Linked DNA regions of Homo sapiens: region 1 is linked to region 2. Evidence: chromatin contacts called from ENCODE Hi-C or POLR2A ChIA-PET data. All regions are on one chromosome and are shown on one strand. Each heading gives the region's core, a stretch centred on a gene start or an enhancer-like site at or near the end of the contact. The rest is flanking DNA. Distances are from core to core; before and after follow the strand shown. Region 1 overlaps LOC105373451 (a long non-coding RNA gene). Region 2 holds the start of KCNS3 (potassium voltage-gated channel modifier subfamily S member 3).

Region 1 (6,809 bases), core at 573-3,072, 420 kb after region 2:
AATTATGTAGCCCTTTTAAAATGCTTCGTAGTCATAATGTTATTTTTAATCTTTCTGCATCTGCTTTGCTTATGTTCTTATGAATAATCTTATTAATACATTTTGCCAAAGCTATCATATCTAGATGAACCTGTGAAGCATGAATTGAGCTAATGTGCCCCCAGAAGGCATAGCACAGGTTTACAGTAATGTTATAGGACTCAGTGAACATAAATATTTTTGTAATAATAATAATAGATATTCAACAATGTAACAGGCTGCTGTGGAGAGTAGTAAGTTCTTTATCTTCATAACAATTTGAGTAATGCTATACTTCTATTAATGTGGGATCATGTTATATTGACTTTAGTTTAATATAGCTACAAAGTTGTTGGTTGGGTCTATGAGAAAATCTTTACATATATTTACTTAATCATCTTGACCTTTTTTATTCTCTCTTTGGACATAATTCTACAAGTCATGACTTTGATGATAATATTTCAGGACCAATGACAGTGATTTTCATCCATGGTAACATGGATGTTGATTTGGTACTAAATAGCAGCAACAACAAAAAGATTATCTGCAGAGATATTATATAATATGTCCAATTGATCAGTCTAAGTTTCAGAGTTGAGAAGGAGAAAGACTAACGTATATTAAGCAACCCACTGTACTATCTCATTCCATCCTCCCCCCAAAATGTGTGGTAAATATTTTGTTCATACATATATGATATATGTGTGTATATATATGTGTGTATATATACAAGTGAACACACACATAATACTTTTACAAGCTGTCGATTATATGTTTACGAGTGAGGAAGTGAAGGCTTAAAATAACTTTTTCATGGTCACATTATTAGTATTCAGTCCCACTTATGATTTCAAATCTCATTGCCTTTCTACTCATAGAAGATAAAATAAACAAAAAAAGAGGAAAGGTTGTATCTGCATAGGCAAAAATAAGCATGCAGTTTAACCAAATTGAAAAAGGAGAAATGTGCACTTTTATAGAGAATGGAGGAAAGACATTACTGAGAAAGTAACTTATTACCAGCTATATTTGGTTGTTTAAAAACACTTTGCCTTGTAATAAAAATTATATTTATACGTACATTGAATCTTTTTTTCTTTTTTTGAAGACAGGGTTTTACTCTGTCACCCAGGCTGGAGTGCAGTGGAATGATCATTGCCCACTGCAGTCTGAAACTCTGGGGCTAAAGTGGTCCTTCTGCCTCAGCTTCCCAAGTAGCCAGGAGTACAGGTGCACACCATCACATTCAGCTAATTTTTTCAAAATATTTTGGAAAGATAGGGTCTTTTTATGTTGCCCAGGCTGATCTCAAACTCCTGGCCTTAAGCCGTCTTCCCACATTGGCCTCCCAAAGTTCTGGGATTACAGGCTTGAGTCACCATGTCCAGCCTACACATTGAAACATTGAATCTTTATTTTCTCAAAATGAGCCTGACCCAGTTTAGGTTATCTCCTGAGGTCAAACAGTTATGAGCCAGGACAAGAGGAAGTCTGTCTGCTTCTGTCAATGTGTAATCAGCCTGCAGAAATTTCTGGAATGCTGGTGGCTGAGATGCCTTTGGTGTTACTCAAGGAGTGTCTTATCTGTAAGACTACTTTTCTAAAGGAAAGGGAAAATAATTCAACCTAAACTTTCTGAATTCACAAAGATTAAATGAGGACAGTGTTGTTGTGGGGTGAATGAAAAATGAGTACAATAGTAAAATAATATAAAGGGAACTAACTCTAGGGTAAGTCCATCAAAATAATTACGCATAAAAGCTCATGAAACAAATACAGGCTTTGTAGGAATAAACGCTGTTAGAACGCCTGAACAATACCTTTGAAATAGTTGCATAATCGTTGTAAGGAAATTAGGCGATGGCTTATGCATATTTCATGAAGCCTGTACGTCGCCCTGTCTAGGCTTGTGCACACACTTACGAATGAACAGCAGCCAAAGCACTCACTTTTGCATTTAATAGCAGTGTAAATCTGATCTGCAAATGTATCCCCACACTTTCTCAATATGCTTTTCCCTAATTTTTTTTTCCTGTAGAAAATTCTACTCATCCTTTAAAGCCTCAGACATAGCCTTGTTGGTAGCTGGTAATACATGGATTACTGATTTAAATAAAAACAGACTGAATTTTGCATGTTTCTAGTACTATTGATAAACACGTTTTGGATTATCCAATTTTATGAACTACAATAGGTCTTTTCTGTTGTAAAAGAAGATCTCTTCTGAATGTAGAAAAAAAAAAAGCTGCAGAGCCATCTGTTAAAGGTATACTGAACATGAACTCTGTGTGAAGTAGTGACAAGAACACTAGCCTGATGGTTAGGAGATATTGGTCCTTATCCTAACTCATCATCGATTCCGTGTGCAACTTTTAACAGACATCTTTCCTGTTGTTTCTGTTTGTACGACTTAGTCAGGAAAGATACCTTGTTAAACGTTGCACAGAGAGTGCAGCTTAACTTGCAGAGTAAGTTGCTTACTATACAGCACATTTAGCTTCTTGCCTTTTCAGATAGACTGTGGTCAACAGGCATTGTTGTGCATCTTTTATGTCCAATAACACTCAGCAGTGTGAGGTACCTAGAAGATACTAAGATATTTCGCTTTAATTGATTTAAATTAATTGGATTTTATTGTTCTCCTGTGTGGACTAGAAAAAACCATCCTTGCTCTGCATACTGCACACTTTGTTCTGTGGCAAATCATTGCATGTGAGGTTATGTTAGGGGAAACAACACATAAGGCATTATGTAAACAGACAGATCGGGGCCAGCATCTTCATCTCAAGAGAAGCAGATCTGACTTATATGGCCTAACCTGTGAATTCAGTAAAGGGAAATAAATCCTTTGTAGGTTGAATAACAGCAACCAAAATACCAGCTCTAGAATCTGCGTGTTGAAACCTCACAATGCTGCAGCATTTTTTTCTGCAGGAATATTGCATCTGAGCTTCTCATCTATTTTTCTGCCTTCATGTATGGGTGTCTCTGATTGATTCATAAATATGGAAAGTCGTTGTCCTTATTTAGAATCAGGACCATGTCATCTTTCCCTGTTATACAATGCTGTCTCACAGGGGCACAACACTTTCACCCACAGTGTTGCTGGAGCTTCACAAAAACAGTGATTCAAGTAAGGAGATTCTCCATATTTTTGGAAGACAAACTCAATAAAATGAATTGATTTGCCAATATCAAAAGGCTGCTTAGTATCAGAGCCAAGATAAAAATAAAGGATGCTTGATTCCCAGACCTCGTCATGGTTCTTTCCCACCATAGTACCTTGGACTTGAAAGGAAAAACTGGTTCATGTGACATAGATCCTTGAGATCAATTACAGCCCATCTCCGGTGTCCATGTTTGACTTCACATTAGTGACCTATAACTATTTAGTTACATTCTCAGTCTCCTGAGTTTCAGTTTGATGCCTTGGTTTACTTCCAGAAAAACCCACAAGGTAGATGATAAGCCATTAGGGAATTATGTTCTTACCACTCTAACAGCAGCTGTTCAACATGAGGTTATACCATCTCTCAGCAGGGACATTGGCATATGATTACCACTCTAAAGACTTCCAAGGATCTTTTTTCTCAGGACCATCCTTACATTGGAATATTTGGCATTCTGTATCTTCTAGAAATGTAGATACATAAAATTTTTGTTAGGTTGGGATCTTTAAGAAAGCTATGTTTATAATATCTTCTTAGAGAGGGCTCCAGCCATTGTAGTCTCTATTCTGACAACTCATCTTTTCGTATTTTAAAAAATCCCCAAATTATTATGCTAGTATCAGCATTAAATTTCTTTCCTGTCCATCCTCATAAAATAACAGATGTGATTAAGTCAATATTTTGGATACTTTAACATTATCTGATTCATTTTCAGACCAAGTGAAGCTTTATCCAGATGTTCATGACTTTGATCTAGAATGGATGGCAAGTATATTTATCAAGACATTAATTGTCTTCTAACCACCAGCTCTTGCATATAACCACGTCATGAATAAAAACTTTAAAAATCAAGTTATTGCCAGTCTAGAAATATGCAAAATATTTTGTTTCCTTACATTGATTATAGACTCTGGTTAATGTTTGATCTAGAATGAATAGGTGATATCTTGCATATCACTGGTTTTCCAGAATCTTTGAAATATATATTTTTATTTCTAAATAGACTTATTCAGAAACATACTTATACATTTAAAGAATGTATAAAATAAAACAATCTGCTTTGTAGCAGCCTTGGTTGCATCACTTTTGTGATAATATATGTAATAAATTTATTAAGGTAAGACTGTTATTTTTCTTACTCCTTCCTATTTCTTAGTAGTGTTATGTGCACAAAATGGATTCTGATGATTTTAACAAATAAATATGTACCACTAATATGTGTAAGCAAGTATTCTAGGTTCCTCATGAACAAGTATCAGTGCTATATAATTTATTTAATTGTATAGATAATTCAGTATGTAGATGTAATTATGACCAATGTTTATAATGTGTTGTGTGCTTCAGTTACTGTCATTTTACTTTAACCAACTACAAAATCTTAAAAAGTGTGAGTCAGAAGCTGAGTGCTAATTGGTATTCTAGGTTTTCAGAACGGCATAAGAGTAGAATAAATGTCGTTGCCTACTTTTAAGGTACTTGTCACCTATATAGGGTGAAAAACCAAGAACAGGTCAATGCCCTTTGGAGCTCCAGGCCTTACCTTGGGAGGAACATTAAGCACAGGGGATTTCATCTTTTAGGCCTCCATGACATTGTTCCTGGCACAGAAAATTCTCTTTATCATTTGCTGATAGACAGGGAAGGTTGAGGGACAGAACAGTCCTGTTCAAAAGCAGGGTCAGCTAAGAGGGAGGCCAATAATATGGCCTGGAGTTTTTGGCCACCAGCCTCCATCGATCCTTCTGGAAGGCCAAGACTATTGGCTATATTAAACTGATCTAAAACAAGCCCTATGATCCCAATTACATGTCCATGAAACATGAAACTATAATATGATATAATATATATTTTCTATATTTTTTCTATATATTTTCTATATTTTCTATAATATATATTTTCTTATTAAGCTTTTTGTCAGGAACACTCACACTAGTGTTTCCTTTTCTAAGTATTAGGGCTCCTTCCATGTCCAAGTCAGCCTCCCTATGCTCAGGCCTGGGAAGCCTCTCCTTCATTTCCATTGACTGCTCCAACTTCCTCTCTTCTCTATGAGAGGTTTTATAACTAAGATGAGCCTACAGAGTGAGATGTGATACTCTACACATGTTCTTTCTTGCTGCCCTACATTATAAGCTTTGTAGGAGAACATATGGTAAAGGAATATAAACATGCAAAAGTGTGCTCCCAAGTTCTCACCAAGGACTTACCAAGTTCTCTTGGTGTCTCTCTCCAGCCTGACTCTTTCTGAGAGGTTAATGTTTGTTTTGATTCTCTTGAGGGTAGTATTGACTGCTCTCTTCCCCAAACCCTTGAGCCTCTTTCATCCTAATTTTGAGGAGTTTATGTGAATTATTTATGCCTTATTGTCCTTTTATATAAGCTTGAAGTTGACGTACAGACAGAACAATGTCTATGAACCTAATTTTATGAACAATAAAATCACAGGAGATGGACCTGGTTACTGAAAGGAAACAAAGCTATTTGTCTGAATATCATTTACGGAAAGTATACTGGGTGCCAGAAACTGGTTTGGTGATAGCTGGATGAATAGGACAAGGCCTTTGCTCTCTAAAAATTTTAGATTTTTGGGAAATAAGTGAAAAGTAAATTACATGTTGGAAATAAGAAATTGAAGTGTTTTGGCCTGGAGAACAGAAGCCTGGGAGCAGAGGAGGGAAGGGAAGCATGGTAGCTGTCTTCAAATAATGGCTGAATAGTCTTAGACAAAGGAGCTAGGAATGGTGATTAATAGGAGCAGATAATTCTGATACTGCTTAATGTACTGAAGGCCTTTCTAAATAATCAGAGCTGCTTGACTTTGAAATTAGCTCCAGTGAGATGTGATGAGCTTCATCTCTGCAGAAGAGGTGATCTCTCATTGAGACATTATGGGAATCTCAGGGGTGCTAGTGGGGCCCCAAGATGCTATTAATCTACTTAGGCTGTGTTTTGTATAACTTTCTGACCTGGGCTCTCAGAACTACAGGGACTGAGTGGGAAACTCTTGAGCCTCAAAGCTAATTTCTCACTTATGATTTCTATCCCAGTTTATTCACCTCGATGTCGGCCTTTCCAAAGTAGCACTTCTATTAAGCATTGTAAAAACATTTCCAGAAATGAATTTTCTTCTTAAATCTATTTTTCTAGCCTCCCTTTGGTGAAAAACCTTGTTTCTTTTGGTTCTTTAATATTCAGCCTTTGTTTTGACTCAGTGTATTTTGCAGTGTTCTAATCATTATTTCTTTGCTACTGTTAAATTACCCCCAATCCCCAGACTTTGCTAGATAAAAGATTGATAAGTATTTTTATTGGAATGCCATAGTCTCTAAACTTCAGTGACTTTGTAAAGTTTCATCAGAAGTGAGGCTTCTGAGTTTTTAGTAAATATAAATACTCATTCTCACTGCTGCTTAGAATTTCACTGATTACACTTTGGAACTGCATAATTGTGTAATTAATCTTGAGAGTGTCAGAATGCATATTTTTAAAAGTAATTTCCTTAGGGAAATAATACATATCTCATTATTTTTTACTGTAATTGATATTCATGGGCTCTTAGTTTATAGGTATAAAACCTGACAGACACGGCCAATATCAGTGCCATATATTATTAAAATGGAT
Region 2 (7,827 bases), core at 1,016-3,515:
GTTCACAGCATGCCCCCGGTAATGGAGACTGGGGTTGGGGAAGGGGCTACATACCGTGTGTGTGAATTTACCACTTTGCCTAGCTCAACCTTGGTCAACATTCAAGAGTAAACTTTTGGGGAGCAGACCTGCCTCAGGGGTCATCCGATGTGGTCCTTTTTATTATTTCATTGGCTTCACATGATTACCCTGGGAGAGAGGAAATTTCCTTACAGATGACAAAATCAGGGCTGAAAGACGAAGTGGCTCCCTGCAGGGCTCAGCAGGGTAAGAAGTCCTGTCTGTCTCTGTCTCAGATCTGTGGCCCTTCTCTGTGCCCACTCCTACATGCCCACCGTGGAGGCCCACCCCTTCTGTCCTCAGCTCCTGCAGATGCACAGGGGCCCTTACTGGCTCCCACTGTGTGTGCCTTCCCGACTGCTCACATGTTCCGCCCAGACCCCAGGAGAAAGACCTCACTGCCAACTCTTCTGCACTGCAGGTGCCTTCTGCAGTGCTTAGAGATTCTGAACATATTTCCTTCTCAAGTAAACCATGCTGGACTTTTTGGATAAACTTAGTGATTTTAAAATGATTAAATAGGTAACTGCTGGGAGAGATCTGGAAGCATTCTTCTAAGGTGTTGATAAAATGTAAATATATTTTTAGAACAATCTTAGAGCTTATGCTAAAGATGAACTATGTAAGAAAGTTACCTTCTTCAGCCACTTGTAAATAGCAGTGTGGACCAATGCTTTGGATCCTCTTCCACAGGAGAGGAGACAAGATTGGAGGAACCAAAGAACCATGGAATTAGGGACAAATGGCTCAGAACAGTGCTCTGCAGACACATGCATCTGTACTTTGCTTCCCAGAAGCCAAATGAAACTGTTGGAGCTTGGTGGGCTCCAGGCCTCAGGGGGAAGACCACCCTAGGCTTTATCTTTTCCTCTGCCCTTCCTGCCTGCTGTTAGCCTCTCCTCTGGACCAAAACTCCCTTTAAGGGGAAAACCTCCTCTTTGAAGCCCACAAGATACGGTGAGGATTACTGCCTTTTTCTGATTTCCAACGTGGGTTTTTCATTAAGCAAAGAACAATTAGAAAACCCACACATAACATAGGGTATTCAGTAAGTTCAGGAAAGTGTTTTCCACCATCTCTTTGCCCCCATTCCCTCCCCAGCGCTTGGCTCAAGGTCTGGAGCTTGAATCTGCATCGTCTTCCTAGGTGCTTGCCTGAGGTGAGTGGTCAGCGGGTGCTGGCTTGGGGGCAGCTGGCAGGGCGTATGCTGCGGGTAGGAACCCAGGGAACACTGGGCGCCTTAGCTTGGAGCAGCTGGCTCCGAGGAATTGTTCCACGTCTGCACAACTTAAAAATCTGCAGTTTGGGGGCGGGAGGGGGAGCGCGGGGGTGGGTCCCGAAGCGTCCCATTTCTCCTCCTGGCTGTTAACTGAGCGCTCTCGCTCAGTGCAGCGAGGCCAGCGATGCCTTCTGGACCACACGCTGTCCTCGCCGAGGTCCTGGTTTGTTCCTCAACGTCGGCTGAAGGCATCGTCCCCTGACTTCCTCTTCCATTCGTCCTTCCGAAAGGGGACCCGACTGGTTCCTCTTCTACATATGAGGCGCATCTGCTTGGTGCAAATGTCCAAGCACCTCTTCTGACTCGGTGAGTGGAGGAATAAGACAAAGCATCTTGTTCTGCACTGTGCCTGAGTCTTCAGGCAGCGGGACCGATGGCAAACATTGGCAGGAACTGGAGCTATATGTACTCTCCTTCGCACTTTGTTTTAAAACAAGTTTGGGCCTCGCGATTTCCTGAGGAAATCCAGGCAAATTAGCAAAGTGTCGCTTGGGCCGCGACTTTAGAAAGGCGGTTGCCCCAGCCGCCGGGGCCGCGGGGGAGGTCATCTTTTTCCCGCAGGGCCACGGCGCTTCCGGCCCAGGAGGGCGCGCAGGTGGGAGGCGCGGGGCGCGCTCCTGGTCCCACCCGGACAGCGCCTGCCGCTCCGGGGTGACTCTGCACTTGGGCCTGGGCGGGGGCGCGCGGCCGGCAGGGCAGCATCTAGGTCTATGGGTCTGTCCGCCTGTCTGGCGGTCGGAGCCCCGCAGTCCTCAGCCGCCCGCGCCCTCGGCCCGGGGCGCCCGGCTGCGGGCCCGAAGCGAGGGGCTGGCGGAGCTGCGACCAATGGGGCGGCGGCCGAGCGGCGGGCCCCGCCCCGTCCCGTCCGGCCCCGCCCCGCCCGCAGCTCCCGGGAGCCTCGCTCTAGCGGGGCGGGACCGACGGACAGACCGGCCGACGCGGGCCACCCCGCTCTCCTCGCCGCCGCGGCGGCAGGCGCGGGGCCGCGCCGCGAGGCCTGATCCCTGCAGCGCGGGCAGGCGGCGTCGCAGAGCGGAGCTAGCTGGATGCGTCCGGACTCCTGCAGGTACCTGGCTGGCGTCCCCACCTCCCTGCGCGCTCCGGAGACTTCTCCGGGCGACCCTGCAACTTTACCGCGCCTTCCCCCACCTTTTGCTGCCCCAGTCTCCTGTGGTCCAGGTCGCGGGTGCACGACCCCGAGGGTCTACGGCCGCAGAGCACTTTCCGTCCTTCTGGGCGTCTGGCCCGCGGCGCCCGCATCCTCTGGTCCCCAGAGCCCGCCGTCGCTGGAGCCCTAAGGCTCCGCCTGTTGCGTGAACTGCGGGCTGTTGAAGCGGTGGCTGGGTTGATTTGAAAGCCTCGGGGAAGGTATTTAGGATCAGCTTTCGGGGAGTGGGGTGGGCTATGGTCAGGGGGAGGACCACCTGGAGGCGGGAGAATCGATGAGCCGAAGAAAGGCGGCACCTCGCGTAGGGGCATCCCCGGGGCGTTTCCTTGGCCGGGAAGCCGTTCCTTCCCTTCCTCGAGAGGAGGCGCTTTCCTGGCGCTTGTAAATGCTTCCCGGGCCGTCTGCTCCGCCTTCTTTGTCATTCCTCCCCTCCCCTTTGCCCTGCAGCTGTGCTAGGCGCCCCGCGACAGTTGCAGGGAAGAGCGAACCCAGGGCCCTTGCTCTCGTGCAGCGCTGCGCCCTGGGTGGGGACGGCGTGAGGCTTGCAGCGCAGGTGTGGAGTCACTTGCGGACTCTGCGTTTGGATCAGTGGCAGTGGTGGGGAAGGGTCACCCCGGGGTCAGGAACTCCTCTTTTTTTTTTCGCGCCTTTCTGGGTGGCTGCCCGACCTCCTGAGGCACCTTGGCTAGCAAGCGAGCCAGTCTTGCCGGCAGGGGCCGCGGCGAGCCTGGCTGGGCGCCTTTCGCATTGCAGGGCTTGTCCTGCACCCCCAACCCCGCTCTGTCCCTTCTCGTTCATTTGGAGAAAGGAGCACCTTTTGCATTCTTGATGTCTCCCCCCGGTTTTGTCTGGGGAGACCGAGCCGAAAGCTTCACTCGGGTGGCCCGCAGCAGGGGCAGAGGACAGCAAAGAGCTACCTCCACCTGCCAAAATGACCCAGGGGCCCTGGTTTGGTGCCAAGGCGTGAAGTGGGGGGAGGGGCGGTAGGTGTTCCTTACGTTCCTGCCGGAGAGTAGCTTTGTGGTTGGCCCGGAGCCTTCGTTCGGGTTTTTTGTCTTTCACCCTACCCTCTGAAAATACTGGAGCAGATGAGTACAAACAGTTCAGAAGCCTTTCCTGTTTCTTTCCCTGTATTTACTCAAGCGATTTGCGTAACCATTCACTTGGAACTGTGTAAGTCACTCCTAGTTGCCCCCCTTCTTAGACTATTTGCAAATACCTGCCCAGGTAAACAGGAAGCACGCACCTATCTCTTAGCTGAAGGCATATGCCCTCGTGCTTTGTCTTCCCTGCATATCTGGAGCCGAAGAGGTGGCTTTGATTCTCTAGCTGAACTTGGTGTAATGTGCAGGCTCCACTTCTTACCTGGGTGGTGACCTTCTTGAGGAGATTGACTCGTTCAGTATGCATTTCCAACCAGCCCGCCATGGGCCAGGCCCCAGGATGCACTCGGGGACAGACAGCAAATGGATGATATAATTTCTGCACCCAGTCTAGTCTGTTCTTTCTTTCTCACCAGCTTCCCTTCTTCTCTTGTTCTAATATTATGTTTGTCGTTTCTGAACTAGGAATTGTCAATATTGGGATCCGGAGAAGGTCATATGAAGGTGCCATAGAACTCTGAATCCAAAGCATGTTGTGAATATACTAAGGAGACTTGCGGGATCAGTATTAATTGAATCTTTTGTCTGACCCATAATTGCCTGAATAGAGCCATTGATGAATGCAGCTACGCTAAGGTTTTGCTGGTCAAGTGTATGAGGGCAAATTGGGAGGTCAGAAGCAGTCTTTGTTCTGTTCTGAAATATTATAATATTAAAAATCCAAAGCTCTGGAGCTTGAGTTTGCCAGCAAAGCACCAACTGAGTATCATCATCTTCTTTTAAGAAGGAAGGGGGAGAGTGGGAACTGCAGCTCCCTCCTGTCTTCAGTGGGTTTTGCCCTTCACTGTAATTCTTCACAGACGTGCATCCCTCTGTTCTACCACCCATCTCAATCTGCCCTGTGTCTGGCATTTGCCATTGGAATGTGTGTCAGCTTTGAGAGAGTAGGCACCACAGGGTTTTCCTCCTCCTTTTCCTTCTATTTTTTAATAGATAACATTTATTAGCTGCATACTATATATCAGATACTCTGCTAGGCACTTTTCCAGGCATTATCTCATTTAATTCCCATAACAACTGCATGAGGATGTGATGCTTGCTTTCTTCACTGCAGTATTGCTGTGGGAGCCAGCAGTAGATGGAACCCCCCAGGTGCATGTTGAGTCAGATGGGAGGCCAGTGGGAAATGGTGGGCCTGAGGTCTCACTAGGAGGAAGGACGACTCTGCAGGGTATGTTGAAGCAGAGAAGGTGGGTGTGTTTATTGACTCTGCTTATCAGGTGTCAGGAAAGTGCATCTTCCAGAGTGCCACCTGTGTGAAATACCCACAAAGAAACATCATAGAGAAGAGAATAGGATGTGGGGACCCAGTTTCCAGCTGTGATATCTATTTCTTTATGGCTCCTTGACTTGACATGTCATTTTGCTAATCTGGGTCTTGGTCTGTTTAGCTGCACTGACCTAGATCTCTAATATTTGTTGTTACGCTGTACTAGGCACTAAAAGCTAAAAGCTTTTACATGTATGAACTCACTTCATCCTGATGACAATCTTAGGATGGTAGGTTCTATTATCACCGTATTTTACAGGAGGAAAGAGAGACAAACTGAGTAACTTGTACAAGGTCACCCAGCCCGGAAAAGGTGAAGCTAGGATTCTATCCCTTGCAGTCTGACTGCAGAGCCACTGTGAGATTCAGTTTTCCTCATTTATTCCTACAGTTCCAACACTGTTCCCTGTGCTTAGTGGGATCTCGGACTACATTTGTTGAACAGTGACAGAGGGGGCTTACAGTTACCAAGTGACTTTTGGGTCCCATGTCTCAGCCTTAAAAGGAATCTCAAAGACTGCGTTAGCAAAATATTATTTTTGCCTTTGACAAAATGGTCTGCTTTTCGGTGAAATTCTGCCCAGCTGGTTAGGAAAAAAGGAAGATAAACCATAAAGATCATGGGCCAGGGAAACATTATGGTGAGTTTCAGAAAATGTGTTTATCAATATAAGAAATTCAGAAAAACCACAGAACACTTTGTACTCCGACGCAAATTTGTCAAGTAAATCAACCAGTGACCAATTCACAAGTGCTTATTGTATGGGTGCTAAGTGCCCAGTACTACAGGCAATGAAGGTAGGCAGAATCTATGACATGGTCTCTGAGCTTGAACTTATAGTGGATCTGGAGACTCCAGATCAGTGAGACAAGATAGAACAATACAAGATGCTAAATGTTTAAGTCCTGATAAAAATCACAATGACTCGGTCACATTTGTATAACCTATTGTGGTTTGTAGGAACTTTCACATGGGATATCTCATTCCAGTCCTCAGAGCAACTGAGAGTTATAAGCTATAGGTGGGACAGAAGTTAGGAAGCCCATATTGCTGATGAAGAAATTAAGGCAAACTGAGCCTTGAACTTGGACACAGTCAGGGGTCTTCTGACTTTAAGTCCAGCATCTTTCTGCCTCACTTCTCTCTGGAGCTAGAGAGCAGAACAGGAGGGAGTGAGCTATCGAGAGTCCTTGGGGAGTGGGGAACTGAGTTTGAATTTCATCCTGGACCTGGCCTTTGCTTGCTGGTCTTGACTACTGTGGGTGCTTATTGGAGGCAGGGGATGGGGAGTAAGTACAAGCTGGGGAGGAGGAGAAAGAGGAGAAGAGTGTTGTTGTTTTATTGTTTCAGGGGCCTGCTGTTTTGTGAAGCCTGGAGTGAATACTCAATTATCATGAACATAATAACAAGGCTTAAAATGTACAACAAAATGTAGAAACTGATTTAGAATTTTCATCCCTGTTTTTCTTTATCATTTCTCTAGATCATCTTTTGAAACTTTTTAGCATATCTGCACATTATACTTTTTTTTCACAGTTGTTAAGAGGATCAAAATCTACACATTATAAAAGTAAACTCTTTAATAAGCTAAAATAGTTACTAGGCTAGGTTGTGGTATTTTTCTTGTGGGCAAGAGGTCTCATTCTCTTTGGAATCCTGCACAGCCTTGCACTACGATTTGCTTTGAGGAGATACTGTATAAATATTGTCTTCAGTTGCACAAGTATTGAACGATAAAGGCATAAGATCTGCTTTTAGCCAATAATGTTACAGTTAAGCAGTTAATGTTGGCAGCAGCCAGCCTCAGTGAGTTTGGTGAAGTGCCAAATGAATGAAGTATCTTGCTGAGTATTCTACTAATCAGCCATCCGAGGACTTACCAGATGCTCACCAAAGGTGACATAATGATTAACTTATATAGTCACATATATGTATTCTCATTATATATTCAAATCCGTGCATACATTCATTCAACAAGTATTTGAGTACTTACATGATGTTATGTACTATGCTAGGTGCTGGGTATACTGTGGTAAAGGAAACGGTGGGGGGTTGGGGTGGGGTGGGGTGGGGTGAGAAGTGGGAGGGAGACAGGCATTAAACAAACCAATGCAAAATTTAAGTAGTGGTAAGTTCTCTAAAGGACTTCATGGGAGAGAGTAACAAGGGTAGGGAGGCACTAGTTTAGATGAGAGGGTCAGAGAAGACCTTTCTGAGGAAGAGACATTTCATTTTGAGTGATAAAAGGAGTCCATTAAGTGAAGAGTGGGAGAAAGATAATTCCAGGCTGAGGATTCTAAGGCAGGAATGAGCATTGAGCCTCTTTTTGTTCTATGCAGGAACTTCAAGAGAACAAGGGTGGGAACAGCTGGGAGGAGGTTGTAGAAGAGGGCTGGGGTCATCCCATTACTGGGTATATACCCAAAGGATTATAAATCATGCTGCTATAAAGACACCTGCACACGTATGTTTATTGCGGCACTATTCACAATAGCAAAGACTTGGAAACAACCCAAATGTCCAACAATGATAGACTGGATTAAGAAAATGTGGCACGTATACACCGTGGAATACTATGCAGCCATAAAAAAGGATGAGTTTATGTCCTTTGTAGGGACATAGATGAAGCTGGAAACCATCATTCTCAGCAAACTATCGCAAGGACAAAAAACCAAACACTGCATGTTCTCACTCATAGGTGGGAATTGAACAATGAGAACACTTGGACACAGGAAGGGGAACATCACACACCAGGGCCTGTTGTGGGGTGGGGGGAGGGGGGAGGGATAGCATTAGGAGATATACCTAATGTAAATAACGAGTTAGTGGGTGCAGCACACCAACATGGCACATGTATACATATGTAACAAACCTGCACGTTGTGCA

The links. A loop is a pair of places that touch in the nucleus more often than their neighbours do. ChIA-PET counts read pairs that join two places held with the same protein, here RNA polymerase II (POLR2A).
Region 1: a loop to region 2 is called in a map of endothelial cell of umbilical vein, with 2.2 times the contacts of the local background. The contact joins the enhancer-like site here to the promoter of KCNS3 in region 2. A Hi-C loop is called at or near these places in 1 of 168 maps with a recorded cell type or tissue (endothelial cell of umbilical vein). POLR2A ChIA-PET finds 5 or more read pairs at or near these places in 1 of 52 experiments (PC-9).

The regions. Positions count from the first base shown.
Region 1 is chr2:18,298,134-18,304,942 of GRCh38, forward strand. It overlaps LOC105373451 (a long non-coding RNA gene), which reads right to left. Exons shown (of 4, transcript XR_001739301.2): 2 at 3,511-3,651. Among named protein-coding and RNA genes, the nearest start is that of RDH14, 260 kb to the right of the region's middle. Within about 2 kb of position 1,823, at least 4 of the 41 ENCODE cell types and tissues checked have a DNase peak (open chromatin) inside an H3K27ac peak, as active enhancers do; they include PC-9 and endothelial cell of umbilical vein, where a contact is called at or near this core.
Region 2 is chr2:17,876,402-17,884,228 of GRCh38, forward strand. KCNS3 (potassium voltage-gated channel modifier subfamily S member 3) reads left to right here and starts at 2,266. Exons shown (of 3, transcript NM_002252.5): 1 at 2,266-2,405. LOC124907737 (a long non-coding RNA gene) reads right to left here and starts at 161. Exons shown (of 2, transcript XR_007086226.1): 1 at 1-161. RefSeq lists silencers at 1,877-2,036, 2,047-2,246, 2,337-2,386.